Linked DNA regions of Homo sapiens: region 1 is linked to region 2. A link is an interaction called in ENCODE POLR2A ChIA-PET data of the cell type or tissue named here. Cell type or tissue: A673. All regions are shown on one strand. Links, peaks and the distances in the headings refer to the core of each region. The heading gives the core; the rest is flanking DNA.

The links. ChIA-PET counts read pairs that join two places held together with the same protein. Peaks named below come from ENCODE experiments on the same cell type or tissue, not always from the same donor. Only the 100,000 strongest peaks of a DNase experiment are listed, where the experiment ranks them.
Region 1: POLR2A ChIA-PET joins it to region 2 with 8 read pairs; 1 of 35 experiments calls an interaction of 5 or more read pairs at or near these places.

What each region holds. Positions count from the first base shown.
Region 1 is chr2:1,839,657-1,851,038 of GRCh38, reverse strand. MYT1L (myelin transcription factor 1 like) reads left to right here. Exons shown (of 25, transcript NM_001303052.2): 20 at 10,196-10,279. It overlaps LOC107985838 (a long non-coding RNA gene), which reads right to left and starts at 8,056. Exons shown (of 4, transcript XR_007086191.1): 1 at 7,967-8,056; 2 at 7,640-7,780; 3 at 6,504-6,593. RefSeq lists enhancers at 6,624-7,277, 7,278-7,932, 8,587-9,241. In A673, for the core only: no CTCF peak of the experiment used is centred there; no DNase peak of the experiment used is centred there; H3K27ac peaks cover 2,790 bases.
Region 2 is chr2:1,895,662-1,907,043 of GRCh38, reverse strand. It overlaps MYT1L (myelin transcription factor 1 like), which reads left to right. Exons shown (of 25, transcript NM_001303052.2): 14 at 3,750-3,964. Among named protein-coding and RNA genes, the nearest start is that of PXDN, 160 kb to the right of the region's middle. In A673, for the core only: CTCF peaks have their summits at 5,904 and 6,106; a DNase peak (open chromatin) is centred at 6,103.

The DNA.
Region 1 (11,382 bases), core at 2,360-10,359, 57 kb after region 2:
AGCCGAGAATGGAAAGAAATTGTGGTACTATTCGAGAAAAAATTTACCACTTGTTAAAGATGGTACACCAGACTATTCAAGCGGGGTGGGCAGGGCAAGAGGTCCAGGCGCCATGCAATGAGCTCCTGTAGTCGGGGAGACTGGACTCAGCTCAAACCCTAATGAGGACAAGTGGGGATTTACAACCAAGGAGCAGATTGGGGTCAGTGGATGGAAAATTCCCCACGGGAAGCACCAAGGAGAAGGGATTTCTGGCCAGACGGACTTGATGGGATCATTGCTGTCATTGCTGATGGCCGGCCAGGGTGGTAGGATATCCAAATGCTCCGACACTGATGGTGGGGAATTGTTCTTAAACTGAGTTAGCAGGATTCTTGCTCAAACTGGATCCTACAAGCACAGAGAGGGAAGCCAAGGTCGGGTGCATTCTAGTAAAGGACCCAGAGGAGCTCAACTAAAGTTTTGGTCAAGAAGAAAACCTTTGTGAACATATCGTCCACACAAAGGCGAATCCACTACATGCTGTGAATGGTGAAGTCATGTTTAGATGTACCAACAGCCAATGCTGAGGTAAAGACAAGAATGTTTCTGAAATAAGACCGATTTAAAGTGAAGTCTCCCTGTATGGGAAACAGTGCTGCATCTATCAAATAAACGAAGTTGTAAGGTAGCTGCTCCCTTTCAGCTCTCTAAATTTTAGCTTATAAAGTACGCAGTCCAGACGCAGATGAGGCCTCCTGCTTTTAACATACTGCTTGCAATAAAAAAGAAAGAGAGAAAAGACAGGGAAGGAAGGAAGGAAGGAAGGAAGGAAGGAAGGAAGGAAGGAAGGAAGGAAGGAAGGAAGGAAGGAAGGGGGAGGGGGAGGGGAAGGGAAGGGAAGGGGAAGGAAAGGGAAGGAGGGAGGGGCAGGAGGGAAGGGAGCGAGGGAAGGGAAGGAGAGAGGGAGATAAAGGAAGCTAGGAGAGTTAAAGACACTGTCAGCAGTGGATAATGGCCCCCCCCTCACCACCCCGCCCCCTAGAGCACGGTTGTCTGTACAGAGTAGCTGAGTGAAACCTGCTATCTGTCCCTGAGTGACCAGATCCCAACAGTCAGAGTGGGGGACCCTCACCTGACTGGCTGGCGTTTTGGATTAGAAACAGAACTCACAGGATGATTGTTTTGTCATTAAAATCTCACTGAAGGTAACTCGCTCCTGTGCTCACATCCCAGCCATTTGAGAGCTATGTTTAAACAGCACGTGTCTATGAAAAGCACACATTGTGAATGCCACCAAAGAAAAATGAAGCATGCAACTTGTGGGAGGATTCTCCAGACTCCGTGCCAACGTTGCAAGCTCTTCACCCAGATTCCTCAGCCTCTGCAGTGCTGGCAAGTGGGGGCAGATGGCTGTTTGCCGTGGGGGCCGTCCTCCGCACCGTGGGACCTGTGCGGCACCCCTGGGCCTCACCCACCAGATGCCAGGAGCATCCACCCCTTCGTGACAACCAAAGATGCCTGCAGTCACTGCTGAGTGTCCCCTGGGGGGACCACTGCCACAGACCCAGGGCAGCAGAGGGCTTATGACATTGATGTGGCTTCACCAGGCAGCACAGAAACAGCCACCACATTTGGTAGAACACGAGTGAGTCGCGCCGTCCAACAAGATTGCCAGAATTAAATCACTGGTTTAGATTAAAAAAAAATTTGTAAAACTCCAATTAAATATACAAAGACAAGAACATTCCATGCTGGTGTTTATTTCATCTTAGAAAAGCGATGTCTTGGTCCTCTCACGTGGCCAGAGCTTCCGGCATGGCGTAATGTCAGCACCCCGTAAGGTGAACACTTCCTGGTCACTTTGTGTCCAAATGTCTGTTTTTCTGATTTTTTTTTTTTTTTGGTGGGAGTTGGCATCATGTAAATTTAGTCCTCATGTGGGTTAAACATTTTATTCATTTTACATATATCTTAGACTGTTAAGTCTTAATATAGCACAAACCCATGATTAAAATCTAAGCTCAAATTTAAGCTACCATCTATGCCTGGAGTAAATGATCCCAGGGTTAAGTCAATGGAGTTGGAAAGTAAGTGTGATTTGTGTTTGACAAATCTGAGACCTAGACAGAGCCCTCTCGGGGTTTTAGCGTACTGAAGGTGGAGCACCTTGTGACGTTACTTGTTCTAGTAACAGCTTCCCTAGTATAGACATCTAAGCGGGGCTGGGCACGTTGCTCAGCAGAAGTGTTGCCTCCACGTGACAGTCCTTACATAAAGCCCCCGCTAAAGGAAGATGGAGGCCCCAGCAAAACAAGTGCAGTTCTGTGTAAATGAGCTGCTGCAGACAGACAGAAGCCAACAAGCAAACAAGGAAACTCTTAAAGGTCTGTTGGCTCTTGGTGGCCAGAAATGCAAGTAGGAGGAACTTCTTTTCATGTTAATCTTCTATTGTCTGTTTCCCAGGAACAGGAAGATAATGTTACCTATAGGCAAACGCCACTTAGACGATGATTCACTGGCCTTCTTTTTCCCTCAGTTATGCCACAATTCAAGGTAGTTGTGTGGGTTCAAGGCATCCTCCTCCTGTACTGTGGGCTGTTGTGAGAGGGGAAGTCACCAAACAATGATCCTGAACCTGTTCAGAGCACAGATCCGCCTCGCGCACCTGTGGTGTCTGGAATTCTCCCTCCTGCTCCCAGGACAAACGCCTCGCGCTTCCGTGGTGTCTGGAATTCTTCCTCCTGCTCCCAGGACAAATGCCTCGCGCTTCCGTGGTGTCTGTAGAATTCTCCCTCCTGCTCCCAGGACAAAGGCACACACTCCAATTCTGTCTGCAGTTGCAGAGCATTCCCAGCTCCCATCTGAGAGAAAACTGAGGCCAAGCCCCAGCCTTCTCCTGGGCCCATTCTGGGAAACTGGGTGAGGAGCTGTCCTCCACCATCTCCACAGATGCGCTGAGAATTAGCGATTTCATTAACTTTTGAATTTGAGGAAACTGAGGGGCCAGGAGATTCAGTAGCAGAGCTGCAACTGGAGCCCATGTCGTCTGACTCCGAGTCCCACCTCCTGGCAGCCCCATGAGCCTAGGATGGCCCTGGAGGAAGTAGGTGTGCCTAAACCACCTAGAGAAGGTGGGGTTGTACCTGCCTCTTAGCGGTGGTGTTTTCTGGCCTCCACATAGCATCTAAAACGTCCCTAAGTCCATTTCAACAAATGTTTATTGGCTGTGATGTTCTATCAAACAATCCTCTATCCGCTGCTTTGCCGACTCTCCGTCCTCAGTGAACAGAGGCCCTGTTGACCAAATGCCTACAAAGGCTTCCATGTCATTCACAGTCATCCATGGGGCTCCTCTTTATACTCTTGTTTTCAAACTAACAGACTGTTTCTTAAGTGTGTCCTCAAAATCCTGTTTTCCAGACCCCTTTGCTCTTTTTTCCGACCCCCCAGGCCCACTTCTTCACCTGTAGTCTCCCTTTGCTCTTTTCTCCGACCCCCAGGCCTTCTCCTTCACCTGTAGTCTCCAGGTCCCGCCAGACAGGCCTGCCCAGGGGTGCTCCTCATTCTCTCTGCGCAGCCGTCCCACATGCGTTTTTCATAGGATCAGGCAAGCAGCAAGAGCTCCAAGGGCCCTGGAGTTGTTCCAATGCAGAAGTCAAGTCCACATTTTCCACAAATGATGATGCTCCAGGAATCCGACTCCCACTAGAACACCCTGTGGCCTCTACGGTTCCCGAATGGCCTCTAATCACAAAAGAACATTCACTGGGCACCTGCTATGTACCAGAAATTACAGTGAGTATTTTACATCTATAATCTCACCATCCTATGAGATTATTGGTATCCTGACTGCAAATGAAGATGCGCGGGCACAGAGATGCTCAGCTGCCCGTCTTGTCAGCGCCTGTGCTCACCTGGAGCACTTCCACTCTGCTCTTTTACAATAATGCGCAAAATCGAAGCCTCCAGCATGGCAGTCAAACGGCCAGACAGTGTCTACCTATGCCACTCCAGTGTGCTGTGGGGACTTTCAACAGGGATCCCAAAGGCCTTACCTGCTGTGAAATGGAGACATCACCAGGTCCTGAAGAAGACAGTGAAGAAACAGGCTTGATGTCATGCAGAAGAGCCAGGAGCAAGTCTGCCTTGGAGAGTCTCAGGTCCCGCTGCCAAAATCCGGAGAGGTGGCTCCTCACCAGGGGGCCTTGGGAACCTTGTAAGGTGGTGCTTGTCCAACCCTGTCAGTATCTGCCCTCACACAGGGTGCAAAGCTGTTTAGTCAGAGGGTCCGGAGGGTCACAGGATCCATTCTCATGCGGGGCATAGAGCTGTTTCGCCAGAGGGTCAGTGAGGTCTGTGCTCTGCCCCTGGGCTCCGGGCCGGACACCCACCCTAGCACCACTTTGGCCTGGGGGCCACGAGGTACACTGCCCTTGACCACATGTCTCCCGGGATCCCAAATCCTCCAGTTTCTCATAATCCTGCACTCACCTGTTGTTGGCCCTTTCTCGCTGGAGCTGTCCGTATGCTCTGTCCGTGTGCTCACCCCCAGCCTTTCCCTCCCCCAGAGAACACAGAGCTCTCCCTTACAGCGTTTCCATCGTTTACAAAGTTCCAGATAAAGATGTGGACATATGACAAGCCCCTGTGAATTGTGGAAAACAGTTTCTGTCTAGGAAATTATTAATCATTTAAACATAATCCCAAATGCCAGCGTGGAATTCCAGAAACCTAGTAAATTAGTAAATACCTATTTGAGTACGTAGTCTGTCCCCGAGGCTAAGGAACAGTGATAACTAAGGTGTTCCTAGCCTCGAGGTACAGGTAATTATGAGGAAAGACATAAAAGCTAACCAGCCTGGCGCACTCTCACGCATTCCTGCACAATTAAGGGAAACTGAGATGGGTTCCAGGAGGGCGCACCTCAGGGCAGTGGCCTTGAGGCCTCCAGGTCGGGATGGCACTAGGGTGGGAATCTGACCTGAAAGATACTTTTCAAATATGTATGTACTTATCAAAGCCTAAAGATAATGAGTAAGTCATGTCTGAATTCTGACAAGGCAGGGTGGGTTGGAGCCCAGGAGAGAGGAGGCGACGCTGAGCCACTGCATGAGGGATGGTGAGGGTCTCTAGGAGGTCATGCAGAGAAGGATATTCCAAGCAAAGGACCAGTATTACAGAACGTCTTATAACACCAACATCAATGCACATTTGACAGTGAATAATTCAGTTTGGCAACAGTTTCAGGTCTAAGCCTATGGGAGCAGCTACAAACGGAACTTGCTTTAGGAGTCCCGTTGAATTCAGTATAAGGGGGTAAAATTTTATTTGCTGGAAAACGGGTATTCACCCAAGTGCAGGCTTAGCTTTTAGCCTAGACAGCGGGCTGCTGAGAGACGGCAGGTGTCAAAAGCGCACTTGGATGGTGACAGTGGCAGCCGAGAGAAGAGCTGGTGCAGGTGAGGAGAGCAGCAATGGGGCCGTGACCAGCAGGGCCAGGAGTGGGAGGGGCCCCTGGGGAAGAAGGCAGGCGCTAAAGAGGGAGGGCCTGGGATGCAGCAAGCAGCCGGGGGACATCATCATCCGGTATAAAGAAGCCCACCAGGAGGAGTGGGCCTTAGATTCTGTCTAAACACATTAACTTTGGGATTCTTATGATATATTCAGGTGAGCAAAGGAGGAAGGTGAGAGGAGAAAAACAGCTTCCAGAGTCACCAGCAGATGAGCTGTTCCAACTCATTCACGAAAAGAAAACGACACTTTTAAAAATGGAAGATGGTGGCTGGGTGCGGTGGTAGCTCACGCCTGTAATCCCAGCACTGTGGAAGTCTGAGGCAGGCAGATCGCTTGAGGCCAGGAGTTCGAGATCAGCTAACATGATGAAACGTCATCTCTACTAAAAATACAAAAATTATCCAGGTGTAGTAGTGCAAGTCTGTAATCCCAGCTACTCAGGAGGCCGAGGCAGGAGAATCGTTTGAATCTGGGAGGCGGAGGCTTCAGCGAGCCAAGGTCATGCCCCTGCACTCCAGCCTGGGCAGCAGAGCGAGAGACTCTGTCTCAAAAAAAAAAAAAAAAAGGAAGATGGATCCAAATCCTAAGAAATGAACTGTGGATGTGAGCCCTGAGCAGAGCATGGAGCTGTAGCTCCAATGCCCAGGAAAGGAGGGATTGCTCCCCTCCCTCCAGGGCTCGGGAAGGGCCTGCAAATGAACCCCTATGTTTCTAAAATTTGGAAGGAGAAGACGAGGGGGAGCGACTTTTTGTTAGGTTCAAATCTGGGCCCTAAAGAAGGGATCACAAGTGCAGATAAAGGTGAAAGTCAGGATCTAAAATCACAGAGCTCCTTCTCTGTGCCCAGCATTGTATGTATCATGTTATCACTTCCAGTTTTCACAGCCGATGATGCAGGTATTTCTGCCCCAAAATACAGACAAGGAAGCCGAAGCACAGACACTCGGGCCAGGTCTGCACAGCCTATACATAGCATCGCCTCTTCCTTCTCTCCCTTGGCGCAATACCTGGAAGTGGCCGCTCAGATCCTTCTCACAAATAGTCATTCTGTAGAGAATCTCCACTCTGGGGTCCATAGCAAGTACTGGCTTTCCATCCTATGTTATAAGCCAAAAAGGGAAGTTTTAAATACTGAACAAGTTCTAATTCCATTGCTCCTAGAGTTCTAGTGCTTAGTTGGTGGGTAGGGAAACGTTCCCTTGTTTTCATCAAGCATGAAAAGTAGCAAGAAGTAAGCAGTATAAAGGTTCCAGCCATGCATTAAGATGCTACAGTGAGAACAGGGTGCTGCGGGGGGCCCTGGACTCCTGGGGGTGTTCAGTGCTGAAGGGGAAGCTAGGTCCTGCTGTGCTAGGGATGGAACAGAGGCCCTGGGCTACGGCGTGTGGAAGAGAGGACCCCGTGGGGCACAGGTGCCGAGCTGCCCACCAAGTGAGTGGGGGCAGGTAAAGACCACACCCCTCCAAGCACAGGCTTCTCACAGGTGCCCTGGGCTAGTGCCCCAGAAGAGACCACAGGGCCTCTTCTCACCAACAGACATGGCTTTCAGATGAGAGCTCCTGAGCCCCAGAGCAGGCATTCTAGGAGTCTAGAGCAGCCCTGTGCCAAGGCCAAGGCTTCCTGGAGGCCACCGCATTGTCGGAGCCAAATCTTGTTGCAGATTTGTTCTGTTTGGTTTAGTTTTGCCCCCAGCCCAGGCCTCCATGGTGGCCCAGAGCTGTCCCTGGCTCCCAAGTCCACAGGGAGTGACTCAGGGACAGGGCAGGGGGCAGGGCCTACAGGAGCTCGGCCTCTGTGGTGGAGTCAGGGGCTCGGCTTCCCCCACAGCAATCCTACATCTGGGGAGATGGGATCCTGGGTAGGACTCCGTAATTCTCCCTGGGTAAGACACTTTAATTCTCCCTGGGTAGGATACCGTAATTCTCCCTAGGAAGGACACCATAGTAATTCTCCCTGGGTAGGATACCGCAGTAACTCTCCCTGGGTAGGACTCCGTAATTCTCCCTGGGTAAGACACTTTAATTCTCCCTGGGTAGGATATCGTAATTCTCCCTAGGAAGGACACCGTAATTCTCCCTGGGTAGGACATCATAGTAATTCTCCCTGGGTAGGATACCGTAGTAACTCTCCCTGGGTAGGATACCGTAATTCCCCCCTTGGTTCCTCTTTTCTTCATTCATGCATTGAATGACCCGCTCTGTGCAAGGCGTCGGGCTAGGAATTGGGGAACCGCAGAGGAACACTCGCATGGTTTACACTCCCAGGCATCGCCTCTCAGAGGAGCCTGTAGAGGAGAGAACCGTGTGAGCCTGCAGCGGCCGCACTGTGAGGACAGCCAGGCCCAGGCTTCTTGCAGGATGCAGAGGCCACGCAGCTGGGAACGAGCCACAGACAAGGCAGGGACATCGGCCAGCCCGAAGGATGGCGGCAAGGGTTGCAGGGAGAGCCCAGCGAGGATGGCGGGGCCTACGAGTCGCGTGGAAGAACTCGGGTCCCCCTGAGGAAGCGGAGAGCCTCGGATGATGCTAAAGCGCTGGCCTGGAGGTGTTCCCAGCCCGGGGGCCGGTACTAGCACCGCGCGCCTGGAAGCGGAAGCGCCTGGAAGCGGAAGCGCCTGGAAGCGGAAGCGCCTGGAAGCGGAAGCGCCTGGAAGCGGAAGCGCCTGGAAGCGGAAGCTGGACAGACGAGGAGAGGCCTTGGGTGTGACATCAACGGAACCTGAGGGAAGCAAAACTCAGCAAGGACGCACCCGGTCTGCTGGACTGGGGCTTTGGGTTGGTGACGTGGACGATGAGTCTAATTTTGGGGCATCCGCGCAGTTGTGCAGCGGTCAGTGGGGTGCAGGGGTGGACGTGAGGTCAACCCACGCCGGCCTCAGAGCCCCAGCGACCTGCAGGCAGGTCAGGAGCCAGAGGGTGGGGCGGGGGCGGAGGAGGCCAAGGGAGGAAGGAAAGGTCGGGGGAAGCACAGGCGGGCCCCTCTTTCCAGATTCCCTCCTTTAAGAGGGCGGGGAGAAGAAAGGCCCCAGCAGGCAGCGAGCTCAGGTGCCCTCGCCTCGCCGCCTCTTTCCTCTTCCTGTGAAGAGCGAGACAGGGGAAGGAGCAGGAGGATTCCCCGCTGGCTCCAGGAGGTGGGGCAGCAGGGGCCTGGGAGTGAAGGCGCTGTGGGGCCCTGACAACCTCCTTTCTGCCCAGACACGAAACCCGAACCTTCCCGAACCTTCCCACACCCGCCTGTGCTGAGGTGCTGCCCCCACCTGAACAGGGAGGAGGATGGCCAAGGCCTGGGAGGCAGGATGGAGCCTCCCTTTAGGGGAGTGAGCACTTCCTCCTGGGAATCTGCGTGTTTCCAAGAATCAGAACTGACCAAGAAAACTATCCCCGAGCTCAGGAAAGCCAGGGAGAAGAGTGGCCTCCCACCTGGACCCACCCGTGTGCCAGCGCCGGGCCCGCGATTTCCACAAGACCCAATAGCATGGCAGGAGATTGCCCAATTTCTGGTTCTTCAATTCTTTTCCAAAAATCCCATTTGTTTTATGTATTATTTTATGTGATGTGTATGTGTGTGTATGTTTCTGTTCCAGCTGAAAAAATTCCCTTTACAAACATGTCCAAAGCCTCTGTACCCAAGAGGTTGAAAATTAAATAAAATAGGCGTGTCCAGCTCCCACTCTCCCGTCTGCAGGCACAACCCGAAGCCTGGAATAAGTCACTAGCCCATCACTGTCTCCCAAGACACGAACCTGAGATGGAAGTGCTTGGGAAGCTGCTGTGAGAGACAGAGTACCCAAGAATGGGGCTGGGAGGCTGCTTTTTTCTGCCATGTTCACCCCCGACATGCACGCATCCGTGTGCGCTCGCTCCCGCGCTCTCTGTCAACAAAACCTCCCCCAGCGTCTTTCCTGGTGACTCCCGACTGCTTCTGCTCCCTCCCGGTGGACCAGTTTCTCTCCCGTTCACAGCATCCTAGCCCACCCCAGTCTCCCAACTTTCTTGAAAGGGGACTGACGGTGCCTAGAGCCTTGGAGAGGACACAGGGAAAGAACTCTCCTCCTGAATTTTGACTTTGTGCCCAGAAGCACAGGTTTTGGAGAGAATCAAGTCACAGCCTCGTCGGTTAAGAAAGCTCACTGGGGCGGATTACGAGGTCAGGAGATCGAGACCATCCTGGCTAACACGATGAAACCCCGTCTCTACTAAAAAATACAAAAAATTAGCCGGGCGTGGTGGCGGGCGCCTATAGTCCCAGCTACTTGGGAGGCTGAGGCAGGAGAATGGTGTGAACCCAGGAGGTGGAGCTTGCAGTGAGCTGAGATCGCACCACTGCACTCCAGCCTGGGCGACAGAGCAAGACTCTGTCTCAAAAAAAAAAAAAAAAAAAGAGGCCGAGGTGGGCAAATCACGAGGTCAGGAGATCGAGACCATCCTGGCTAACACGGTGAAACCCCGTCTCTACTAAAAAATACAAAAAAATTAGCCAGGCGTGGTGGTGGCCGCCTGTAGTCCCAGCTACTTGGGAGGCTGAGGCAGGAGAATGGCGTGAACCCGGGAGGCGGAGCTTGCAGTGAGCCGAGATCACACCACTGCACTTCAGCCTGGGTGACAGAGTGAGACTCTGTCTCAAAAAAAAAAAAAAAAAGAAAGAAAGCTCACTGAAATCAACGGTGTGGGGTGCTTTCTGAAATGTGTTTCTTATTTAGCCTTTCAGGTTGCCCAAGAGCAAAGAAAAGTGGTATCAGGATAGCACAGAGCAAAGAAGATAAAGAAGATCAAGAACCCATCAGGTATGAGCACCAGTGGGGCTGAGAACCATAGCAGGGCTGCCATGTGGGGACGAGGCATTCAAGCAAAGCAAGTATATGTCAACAAGAAAAAGAGACAGCGGGTCTTAGTGGCCATTCTTTGAGATTTCCACAAATGCAAGGTCAGATAACTTAGACCCAAACCAAAGCACATCTGCTGATTGGCTGAAAAGTTACATGGGCTGTCCAGCAATAAGCTGATATCCATCAATCTGAGGTTCCATGTAACCCAAATCCCCAAAAACAAGCCTTCCCTCTCCTCTTGGTGGGAAAAGCAGCTGAATTCTTGGGAATGGCAGATTGGTGAATGCTCCTGAAGGTACTAAATACAACATCACAAGCGGATGTTTCACTGGTATTCTGGCTTATAAAAATAGTTTAGTTATACCCTGCCTTGCTCTAAGGCAGGGCTTGGGGCTGCAGTGGACACTGAGCTTGGAGCCTGTGACTACCGCTGGGCTGCCCAAGGGGGTGTTTGTCCCCATCCCACGCCAGCCATGCCTGGGCCCCAAAAACCCACACAGTAAGCCTCACTTCACATCCCCAGAAAAAAGTTTTAATTAAAACAAAATAAAAATGAATTAAAGCATAAATTATTCAAATAAATTAAGATTTGTCAAAATAAATAGGTAATGCAAATTCTGAGGAATGCAAACTTTTCTGTTAATAAAAACAATGCAGGCAAACTCACTGCTCAGGACACATGAGGAGCGCTTAGGCCAGGCCCTGCCTCCTTCAGGCGCCTTTGCTGCCCTGGTGTGTGTCTTGGTCCTGCCATTCACAAGTTCCCAGGAACACACCTGTCCCGTGTCCCTGTGTCAGCCCGATTCCAGGAGACTTCATGAGACGTCTCTGCAGCTTAGGATCTTCTCTAGCTGGAAGGGCATTTTAAGGCCTCCAGAAGATACGGCCAGACAAATAAATGTCTTCTAGCTCTTGAGAAAAGCACGAAACAGCCTCTTTAAAAATAATGCCACGACATCTTATTGACGTTGCATTTTTTCCACCTGAAAAGCCATGGTTCTGTCCCAAAGTGGTATCTTTTAAACACACGCTTGTGTAGCTGCATGTGCCTGCGTGGTCTT
Region 2 (11,382 bases), core at 1,352-9,351:
ATGTCCTGGGCTCAAGCAATCCTCCCGCCTCAACCACCTGAGTAGCTGGGACAATGGGCATGCACCACCACACCTGGCTAATATTTTTTTTATTATTTTTTATTTATTTATTATTATTATTATTATTTTGGAGAGACAGGGTCTCCCTATATTGCTCTGGTGGGTCTCAAACTCCTGGGCTCAAGTGATCCTCCTGGCTCAGCCTCTCAAAGTGTTGGGATTACAGGCATGAGCCACCATGCCCAGCCTGCCCCAGCATCTTTTAAAGCAAGGCCTACAGGTTTATTCATTTATGTACCATCATATTATCTGGGAAAATGTCTCAAGGACAATAGACAGTCAATTATTACATGATTTTATTGATTTGACAAGAAGTAAATCGGCTAAATTAATGAAATCGCAATACATGTATTGGTGATTTGGTAAATAAATTGGATATTTAACCAATATCCAATTTACATATATATAATTGGATATATATCCAATACTGCTATAAAAGTATAGATATGGCTATCAGTCTAAAATCTGACTTTCTTTTCTTAAAAAATTCAGTTATCAAAACTTTGTAACTGCACCAAAACCAATATAAATTTATGAAATAATCAGAGTAAAAAGACATTATCTACATGGATGCCTATTAAGTCAGAATTTATAACAGCAACAAAATGAAAAAGTTGGAAAATAGTTAAATAGTATAATATTCATTGATTTCAATATCATTCTGCTATTAAGAACTGTTTTTAAAGCCTGAGAAACAAAAAGGGAAATTAAATCTCATGTAAAATGGAAGCATAAAATATGTAAAAGTGTAAGATTCTAACTATTTAAAGTAAATATAAAATGCATTAAGTTAATCATAAAAAATACACCAAAACCTTAAAAGTTTTTGTCTCTAGAAGATCTGTAGGCGATTTTTTAAAAAATAGCTTTTGTGTCTTCTAAATATTTTTTCAGTGAATCATAAAAAAGCAAAATATAATCATGAAAATAATCATAAAAAAGCAAGACAATAGTTTTAAACCTGTTACCTGTAAGGCAAGTATAGATGATTTTGGTGTGCCTGTGTGCATCACCTTTAGGAAGAGAGCAAGGACTCAAGAGAAAATATATTTATTCAGACACACAAGAATACTTGTGGAAAATAAGTTAGGAAAGGAACAAATCAAAACCCCTCAGATTTCCATCCCCAGGGAGAACAATCAAAATATTGTTTGCACATCAGTTGCCAAAGAGTTTCCTTCCTAAACAGTACACGTTTGTACCTGCTGATATTATAATTTCATATATCTGCTAAAATTTCACATTTGTGCTAGAGGTACAGGCAATATTTGCAGATCTTACTGATACTAGTAATCAAGAAATAGGATCTTACTCAAAAATTACTGTCTTCCTCCAGGTGTGGTTGCTGGCGCCTGTAATCCCAGCACTTTGAGAGGCCGAGGCGGGTGGATCACCTGAGGTCAGGAGTTGGAGACCAGCCTGGCCAACATGGTGAAACCCTGTCTCCACTAAAAATAGAAAAATTAGCTGGGCATGGTGGCGGGAGACTGTAATCCCAGCTACTCAGGAGGCTAAGGCAGGAGAATCACTTGAACCCTGGAGGTGGAGGTTGCATTGAGCCGAGACCATGCCATTGCACTCCAGCCTGGCAACAGAGCAAAATTCCGTCTTAAAAAAAAAAAAAATTACTGTCCTTCCTAAGCTGACTATGAACCTAACACTAATACATGAATTCACCACCTTTTGTTTTTTCCTGCTTGGTTGGGTCTTTATTTGGAATACATTTTATATAATTTAGAATGATAAAAATTCAACAAGAAACTCTCTGCTTTTAAAATTCAATATTTTGTTAGCTTTATAGTGTGTAAAATGATGCTGATGTGAAAAGGTCTGTAAGTATTTTTTTGAAAAAGGATCACTTGATGCCAAGGGTTCAAGACCAGCCTGGCCAACTTGGCAAAACCCTGTCTCTACTAAAAATACAAAACTTAGCCAGGCGGTGGGTGGATCACGAGGTCAGGAGATCGAGACCATCATGGCTAACATGGTGAAACCCCGTCTCTACTAAAAATACAAAAAAAAATTAGCTGGGCACAGTGGCAGGTGCCTGTAGTCCCAGCTACTCGAGAGGCTGAGGCAGGAGAATGGTGTAAACCCGGGAGGCAGAGCTTGCAGTGAGCCGAGATCGCACCACTGCACTCCAGCCTGGGGGACAGAGCGAGACTCTGTCTCAAAAAAAAAAAAAATTAGCCAGGCGTGGTGGTTCGTGATGTAATCCCAGCTGCCTGGGAGGCTGAGGCAGGAGAATCACTTGAGAAAAATACAAAGATGGCAGATGAGACTGTAGGATGTTACGATTAACAGTGCATCTATGGCCAGGCGTGGTGGCTCAAGCCTATAATCCCAGGACTTTGGGAGGCCAAGGTGGGTGGATAACTTGAGGTCAGGAGTTTGAGACCAGCCTGGCCAACATGGTGAAACCCTGTCTCCACTGAAAATGCAAAAAAATTAGCCAGGTGTGGTGGTGCACGCCTGTAGTCCCAGCTACTCGGGAGGCTGAGGCAGGAGAATCGCTTGAACCCAGGAGGTGGGGGTGGCAGTGAGCTGAGATCATGCCACTGCACTCCAGCCCAGACCACCAGACCGAGACTCCATCACAACAACAACAACAAAAAAAAGAATGTGTCTGTATCTGATTCTACAAAACCTGACCAGCTCTTCAGTGTCCAATCCATGAAGCCTTGAGCCCGGTGAGACTGAGGAGCTGTCGAGGGGGAGGACAGAACGCAGGACCCTTAGTGCACTGTGGGACCCTGCATGGCTGTGTCAGAAAAAGGACATCTGTGGAGAAACTGGTCAGATCCAAATACAGCCTCTGGTTTAGGAAAGAACTCCATACTAATGTTAGTCGCCTGGTTTTGCTCTTGTCTGACGGTTATGAAGATGGTCACATTGGTGGAATTTGGTGTCAGGGTGTAAAGAAAACCTCTGTACAACTTTTCTGCAAGTCTAAAGTTATTTCAAGTATAAAGTCTAAAAACTCCTCTTATGAGCTAGACCGATGAAGAGGTGGACACACACACGCGCGCACGCGCACACACACACACACACACACACGACATGGTGTCTATGAGTGAGCAATGACCCAGTGTCCTTCCTTTTAAATATTTTATTCCAAAGACATTAAGAAATGACTACTAGATAAAAACGTTGAATGCATATTCTAGTACTTGACAAGGTACATTACCACCTAGCCTACCTCATTGTCCAGTTAGGTACATTTTGATCTGGTTCTGTCTCAGTCTATGTCCCTAAGAGTATTTCTTTACCTCATCTTACTTTTTAAGGGGGATTTTTTATCGAGGCAACATCTTTGTGTATAATTCGGCAACTCTTTGTAACCGTTGCAAAGAAATTTCAGGACTGGAATTGTCCCCATCCTCATATCTCATGTCATCACCAAGCCACCAGACCTCTTACAGGAAAGAGGGAAAAAAGGACATATTTAAAGATTTTATTTCTTGTCCTTTTTTATTGCCGAAGTTGACTGTTAGGCAGTTTATTTGATGCTATATAATTAAAAGACATTTTGTCTTTTATTCAGAAAATAAAAAAGTTGTAGTTTTAGTGCAAGGTTCTGATTGTTTAACACATTTAAAAAAGTAAGATATTCTAGTTTTAATGTGAAGCTCGTCGTGTACAAAGCCACAGGAAAGCAAGCTGTTGTTTGTTTTCTTGTTTACTTCCAGGCCAATGTGCTTTGTGAAGCAGCTGGAGATTCCTCAGTATGGCTACAGAAACAATGTCCCCACAACTACGCCGCGTTCCAACCTGGCCAAGGAGCTCGAGAAATATTCCAAGACCTCGTTTGAATACAACAGTTACGACAACCATACTTATGGCAAGCGAGCCATAGCTCCCAAGGTGCAAACCAGGGATATATCCCCCAAAGGATATGATGATGGTAGGAGGTGCACACTCTTATACATGAGAGACACGTTGCCATTGATGATGTTGTTGTTGTGTATATCAATGTCCTACAAATTAGTTGAGCGGTGGTGGTCACTCAATGGGTACCAAAAGAACAGGACTTTCATAGCACAGCCCAGGAGCTGAAAGCCCCTCAGGTCCACACAGCTGTAGGTGAGCAAAACTTCAGGGGAAGGAAGGAGATGGTTTCCCCTCAATAATTCCGAGACAGCGCACTCGGCTGCTCGTGGAATGTGGAGAGGGAGAAGCTATGGACTGGCTTATTGTCTTTTGTGGTACTGGGAAGACAGTGCCCTTATGTTATACGCTTCCTTTAAATAAATGCCTCTGAGACAGACAGTGCAGGGGAGAGCAGGCAGCCCTGGGCTCCCGGGAGCTTTGAGGAGCTCTGCACCCATCTCCTTGGTGTTCTCAGCCTTGCACGCACATGAGAACCATCTGGGGAGATTTTTTTTCTTAATTCTCATGCCCAACCTGCCCTCATGACCAATAAAATCAGAATCCCTGGGGTGCTCCCTGCACGACACTACGGCACCCTTGAGAAGTTCGCCAGTGATTGCCGGGTAGCCAGAGCTGGTGGCCTCCTTGTCGCCTCTTCACAGAAGACCGGCACCGGAGTCCCCCTGTGACTGGGGACGATGGGGCAAAACAAGGCCCAGCCTGGGGTGCTGCCGGCAGAGCCGTAGCTTCGTCCCCTGCTGGCTTGTGGCAGCTGTGGCACCAACAAAATAGAGCTCATGCAACAAACACAGTGCCACGGGCTTCATGGGAAAGGGGTAGTTTATTTTGACCAATGCTTATTTGAACCACTACCTAGAGTATGAACTAGTTACCATTTCACTACAAAGCTAGTTGGTAAGTAGCTTTTCATTAGAGGGGAAGACTGTATTTATTTAATTTTATTTATTTATCTAACCATGTGTCTGCTTTAAATTCTAGGCTGTATAGACGTAATTGCCAAGTTTTACCAATTGGGACTTGGGGTGTAAATGTTCTGATGATTTAGAAGTCTTATCATGATGCTCTCTAGCACAGGGGAAGGAAATAGTTTTTTAAAAAAGGTCATCAAGCTTTTCTTTGAAAAAGATACTTGGGGCTGGCTGCAGTGGTTCATGCCTGTAATCCCAGCACTTTGGGAGGCTGAGGCAGGCGGATCACTTGGTGTCAAGAGTTCAAGACCAGCCTGGCCAACATGGCAAAACCCTGTTTCTACTAAAAATACAAAAATTAGCCGGGCATGGTGGCTCATGCCTATAATCCCAGCTGCTCATATTGTGCTGCTGCTCTCCAGCCTGGTGGACAGAGCAAGACTCTGTATCAAAAACAAAGAAAAAGGTACTTAGTTAAAATCACAGTACACATACACACACAATATTTAAACTGAATGCTTGGGGACTTCAGAAACCATTTTTATTATTCTACAGGAATTGCTGCACATCTTTCTAAGCTATGGTATTTCTTGCCTTAATAATAATTTATTTGTATAGTGAATGAAATTTAGTATTTCTTGGAGGTATCATATATTGGTCAGAAACAGACATAAATGGATAAAAGGAGTGACTGTAGCGTATAACAGAAATAGTTCTGTTGGTTTGTTTTGTTGTTTGTTTTGTAATAATTTCAGGTTTCTTGTCATCTCATTTGTTCATCTACAAGTGAAGGATCAAAAGAAATTAAGTTCTCCTAATTGAAGGCTGCTTATATGATTTCCAATTCATTGACGTTCTACCGGGATTTGATCCATTCTTTCACTAGATGTTCATGTTTACGCACCTGTTTTTTTGTTGTTCTTGTTCCGTGTGGGCTGATTTCTTTCTTCAGCTTCATTGTTAAGGTCAGACTCCAGCCTGAGAAGGAAAGGGGGCTTCTGGGTGAAGTCATGACCAGCAGAGCCGTCTCCAGGTCACGGTGCCTTTAGGGCACCCGAAGTCAAATCCACTGAGCAGATTTTCGGTGTCATTCTTAGGAGCCGGATGCTACTGGACAAGTTAGCCTAGTGCCATGGGTTTCTTCTGGAGCAGAGAGGAAGCAAGAGTGTCCTCTGCTGACCTTGCGAGGCTGCAGTGAAGATCAGCCGAGACAGGATGGGTGTGAGGACGCACTCTGTGGCGCCATCACATGTTAGTTACTGGCATTGATCATCGCATTCCCGGCAGAGGCCCTCCTGTGGACACTAAAGCTGAGCCATGCTTTGCAGCCGACCCCCTAGAAACAAGCATCTATTGAGCAGACAGGCTGAAAGCTGAATGTTAGGGCTTCAGGAAAACAGAGCAAAGGAAATGCAGCCTCTCGCCACAGTGCAGTGAGAAAATGAGCCGGCCCTCCACTTATTTGTGTACAAATTTTAGAGGCGCAAGTGTTACACGGATGTATTGTGTGGGCGTGAAGTCTGGGCTTTTAGTGACACTCTGCTTCCATTTCACTAGACTCATCTGACAGATTTTAAAAGCCTCCTGGCCGGGCGAGGGGGCTCACGCCTGTAATCCCAGCACTTTGGGAGGCCGAGGTGGGCGGATCACGAGGTCAGGAGATCAAGACCATCCTGGCTAACACGGTGAAACCCCGTCTCTACTAAAAATACAAAAAATTAGCCAGGCGTGGTGGCGGGTGCCTGTAGTCCCAGCTGCTCAGGAGGCTGAGGCAGGAGAATGGCATGAACCCGGGAGGCGGAGCTTGCAGTAAGTGGAGATCATGCCACTGCACTCCAGCCTGGGCAACAGAGCGAGACTCCATCTTCAAGAAAAAAAAAAAGCCTCCTGGAAAGTGCCCACTAGGACAAGACTGGCTGGTAGGTTGTTGATGGGGTGTAATCCAAGGAGATCTGGCCCCACTCCTGGGGACCAGGTAGGAGATTCTGACTGCAGAGTGACTGCTGTCTACAGTTACTCTTCAATGTATCTTTGCCAACACTTGCTTCAGGTGCACAAAGAATTGAGTCATTGTTCCTAAAAAGAGGCAGAGAAATGGGCCTGTCGTAAGGGAGAAAAGTACAGATCTTAGCAACCAAAGGTCAGGGCCATGGAGATACAGAATGAAATAAAACATAGGACCTTCCCTACAGCCTTGGAGAATCATCTCTTAAATCACACCAGCTGTGATCAAACCACTCACAAAATCTTCACTTCACCAGCTGCATCCTTCCAGACACAGCACACCAGTGCTTGCTGTCCATCTGTCAATCTGTGTCTGTCTATGTGTCTGTCTGTGTGTCTGCCTATCCATCTGTCAGTCTATCATGCCTTCCCTCAGGATACACAAGATAGTGAAACACACACTGCTGCCCAGTGAAGTGAGGAGTCCCTCTGCCTGCAGGATTAGCGTGTGCTTTACCAAAGTGGCAAACTTTAGGTAAGATCGTAGAGTTTGAGCAGAAATCATGCAAAAGTAGGGAAACACACAGGATGGTGAGCACAGCCAGTGGTCTGGAGGCCAGGACGGAGACCCGTGAGAAGGAAGAACAGGGAAAGCTGCGGGGGCTGCTGAGGAAGGGGCTTCACGTTGTCTATAGGAAATAGAAATCCACGCAGGCTGACAGAGGGGCTGAGGGGAGGAGGACTGAGCATCCACTTGGGTGTCTGGGCCCTGCCCTCTCCCGGGAACTCCAAGCCACAGCCCACCCACCCTGTTTTGCATGGTGAGCTAAGAATGGCTTTGACATTTTTAAAGAATTGCAGAAAAGCACAATTGACAAATAATATTTTCTGATCTATAAAAGCTGTGTGAAATTCTGTTTCCATGCCATGCATAGGGTGCCGTTGGCACCTGGCTGCCCTCAGGGCTTGGCGGGCAGGCTGCGGTTGCTCCCACAGTGCAGGGCAGAGCCAAGTGGCCACAAAAACAATCGCGCAGTTCCCAAAGCCGAAACATTTGCTACAAAATCCTCTCCAGAAAAAGTTGCCAACCCCTGGCCTATTATATCTCCACCTTTGCTGTGTCTCCAGGCAACACACCCCACCCTTGGGGGCCTAATCCTGTCAGGTTACCAGCCCCCAAATGGGCTCTGCCCATGTTCTCCTTTTGATTATTCCCAGCTTCCAAATTCTCCAGCGCTCAGACCTTCCTATCATCTTGGCACTTCCTCTTCTTTGCTCCCTGCCCTCCTGGCCACACAGACAACTCCCCTGACTGCCTGGGCAGCTGCAGACTCAGCTCATTCTCTCCTTCATGACTCCTCTGGAGTGCACCTCCCTGGCCCTCTGTCTCCAGCCCCACCACGCCCGCCTGCAGAGCTCCCTTCTTCCCTCCACCTGCCCGACTTCCCCATGGCCTCTCTACCTGAGCAGAGGCCGCTCCCTGGTGAAGTTTTCTCCTCCTGCAGGCAGTCCGCGGCCCTTCCTACCACTCTCCAGCTGCCTGCGTCCATGGAGCTCGGTGCCACACTCTGCCCTGCAGCATGGCTGTGTCACCTCTTGGGTACCACCTGCCAAGACGGCCTGTCTTCCCACGGGCCGCAAGCTCCTGCTAGGTCACAGGCCGGGTCTGCAGATTCGCTCCACCCTCTAGGGCCAGGGCAGGCCAGGCAGGCAGTAGCTGTGCCAAGGACACTGAGGAAAAGAGAGCCTGAAACCTGGACCTCGACGCCCTTTGGACATCAGCTCAACTCTAGCAAGTAGACCGTGTGCCTTGGAGATGTCATCCCACAGGCTAGAAAGCTCCATTCTTTCCCATGTAAGATTAGACGTCCGTATTTCAACTTACTTGAAACACTAGTTGGACGTGTGTAAAGACTATGAGACTCAGTGCCACAGATTAGGACCTGAATCAAGTTAGGTCTAAAGATCACTGGGTCCCAGCTAGTGGAGACATCTCCATGATGGACATCTTGTGATTGCATTTGTCTGGTTTTCATGGAAATTCATATTGTGGAGACATGTTTATCTATTCTCTGCAAGAAAAGGTGAATACATAAGGCAATAGGCATTTCTAGAACAAGGCATGTACATTTAGTAAGAATTTCACAAGCAGAGTAGGTGAATGAAAAGGTCCTACCTGGAAGGTTTTGTATTTTTTTGTTTTGTTTATTATTATTACATCAACAGCTGTATTTAATCACACAAATCCTGTGTGCTTTTCCTTTTTTCCTGCAGTAGAGGAAATGGAATAGTTGAAGAGGTATTTTTAGGATGGTTTAAGATCCAGCGGCTGCTCCTGTTTGAAGGCAGCTCTGGCATCTAGAGTTAAAGCTGCTGCATTGCTCGTAACATACAGTGATGTTCTGGGCGCCTGGAAGAACATTAACACATTCTTGTCTGCTGATGGACTGAAAAAAAATTTGATCAAAAAATAGCTCTGGGCCGGCGTGGTGGCTTATGCCTGTAATCCCAGGACTTTGGGAGGCCAAGGCAGGCAGATCACCTGAAGTCAGGAGTTTGAGATCAGCCTGGCCAACATGGTGAAACCCTGTCTCTACTAAAAATACAAAAATTAGCCGGGCATGGTCGTGGGCGCCTGTAATCCCAGCTACTTAGGAGGCTGAGGCAAGAGAATCACGTGAGCCTGAGAGGCAGAGATTGCAATGAGTTGAGATCATGCCACTGCACTCCAGCCTGGGTGACAGAGTGAGACTCCATCTCAAAACAAACAAACAAACAAAAAAAAAAAAAGTTTTGTTTGCGAAAAGAAAAAGAAAGTGCATTCTGTCATTGTGAAACTGCTCTCATCAGACCAAGCATCCTCTGTGCTGGAAGAGGGGGAACAGAGCACCCTCAATTTGAAGCCCCTGCTCTGCAGCGCCCCCTGCTGTCAGGGCACTGAGCCGAGCAATGCTGATTGTGGTCCAAAAGATACTGGCATGAAGGGCTGTGCTGACATTTTACAAATAGGGATAATTATTAGGACCAATGACCTTCCTTTCCTGAGCAATTTTAACTGTAGGCCCTCTTATTTTTATTTTTGTTTTAATTAAAACTTTTAAATGACATTTTTATATTCAGTAAAGGATGCATGTGAAAGTAGATACTGTCTTAGTTGCCCATTTGAGTGCAGTGAGTTGATAGGCACATCAAAAGACTCTTGACAGTTCAGTCACCGACTAAAATTCGGTACCATCCACTTGGCGTCATCTAGTTGTAGCATCTTATGAATTAAATATCTGGGAAAGTCAATGCATCGTCACATCTACATTTTATAACTTCAGGATAATTTAAGGTGATTCAAGTAAGATGAGAGGAAGAAATGCAGAGAGTCGTTTTAGTTAAAAATTCTTTCAAGTAAAATGTTGTCACATAGAGGTAGCATTTTTCTTTTTTGTTTCAACTTTTATTTTAGATACAGAGGGTACCTGTGCATGTTCATTACACGGGCATATTGCACCCAGGTAGTGAACACAGTACCCAAGAGGTATTTCTCCAACCCACTCCCCTCTCTAGTGTCCACAGTGTCGATTGTTCCCATGTTTATGTCCCTGTGTGCTCTATGTTTAGCTCCCACTTACAAGTAAGAACATGTGGTACAAAGTTTTCTGTCCCTGCATTAATTCATTTAGGTTTGTGGCCTCCAGCACCATCCATGTTACTGCAAATGACATGACTTTAGACTTTATTGTTTTTATGGCTGCATAGTATCACAGAGTGTCTATGTACCGCATTTTCTTTATCTAATCCACCACTGATGGGCGCCTAGGTTGATTCTGTGCCTCTGCTATTGTGAAGAGCATGGTGATGAGCATACGAGTGCATGTGTCTTTCTGGTACAACGATCTATTTTCATTTGGGTAAATCTCAGTAACAGGACTGCTGGGTCTAATGGTAGCTCTGTTTTAAGTGCTTTGGGAAAACTTCAAACTACTGTCCAGTAGCTGAACTAATTTGCATTTCCACCAAGAATGTATAAGTGTTCTCTTTTCTCCACAGCCTCTCCAGCATCTGCTGTTTTTGGCTTTTTAATAATAGCCATTCAGACTGGTATGAGATGCTGTCTCACTGTGGTTTTGATTTGCAGTTCTCTGGTGATTAGTGATGTTGAGCATTTTATCACATGGCTGTTGGCCACTTGTATGTCTTCTTTTGAGAAGTGTCTGTTCATGTTCTTTGCCCATTTTTAATGGGGTTATTTGTGGTTTGTTTGTTGAAGTATTTGTTCCTTATAGATGTCAGATATTAGGCATTTGTCATCTGACATAGTTTGTGAATATCTTCTCCTATTCTGTAGGTTATCTGTCTGCTCCGTTGATAGTTTCTTTTGCTGTGCAGAAGCTCTTTTGTTTAATTAGGTCCCTCTTGTCTATTTTTGTTTTTGTTGCAATTGCTTTTGGAGACCTAGTCAAAAAAAATATTTGCCAAGGCCAGTGTTGAAAAGGGTATTTCCTAGGTTTTCTTCTCAGATTTTTATAGTTTGACATCTTACATTTACATCTTTAATCCATCTTGTTAATTTTTGTATATGGCAAAAGTA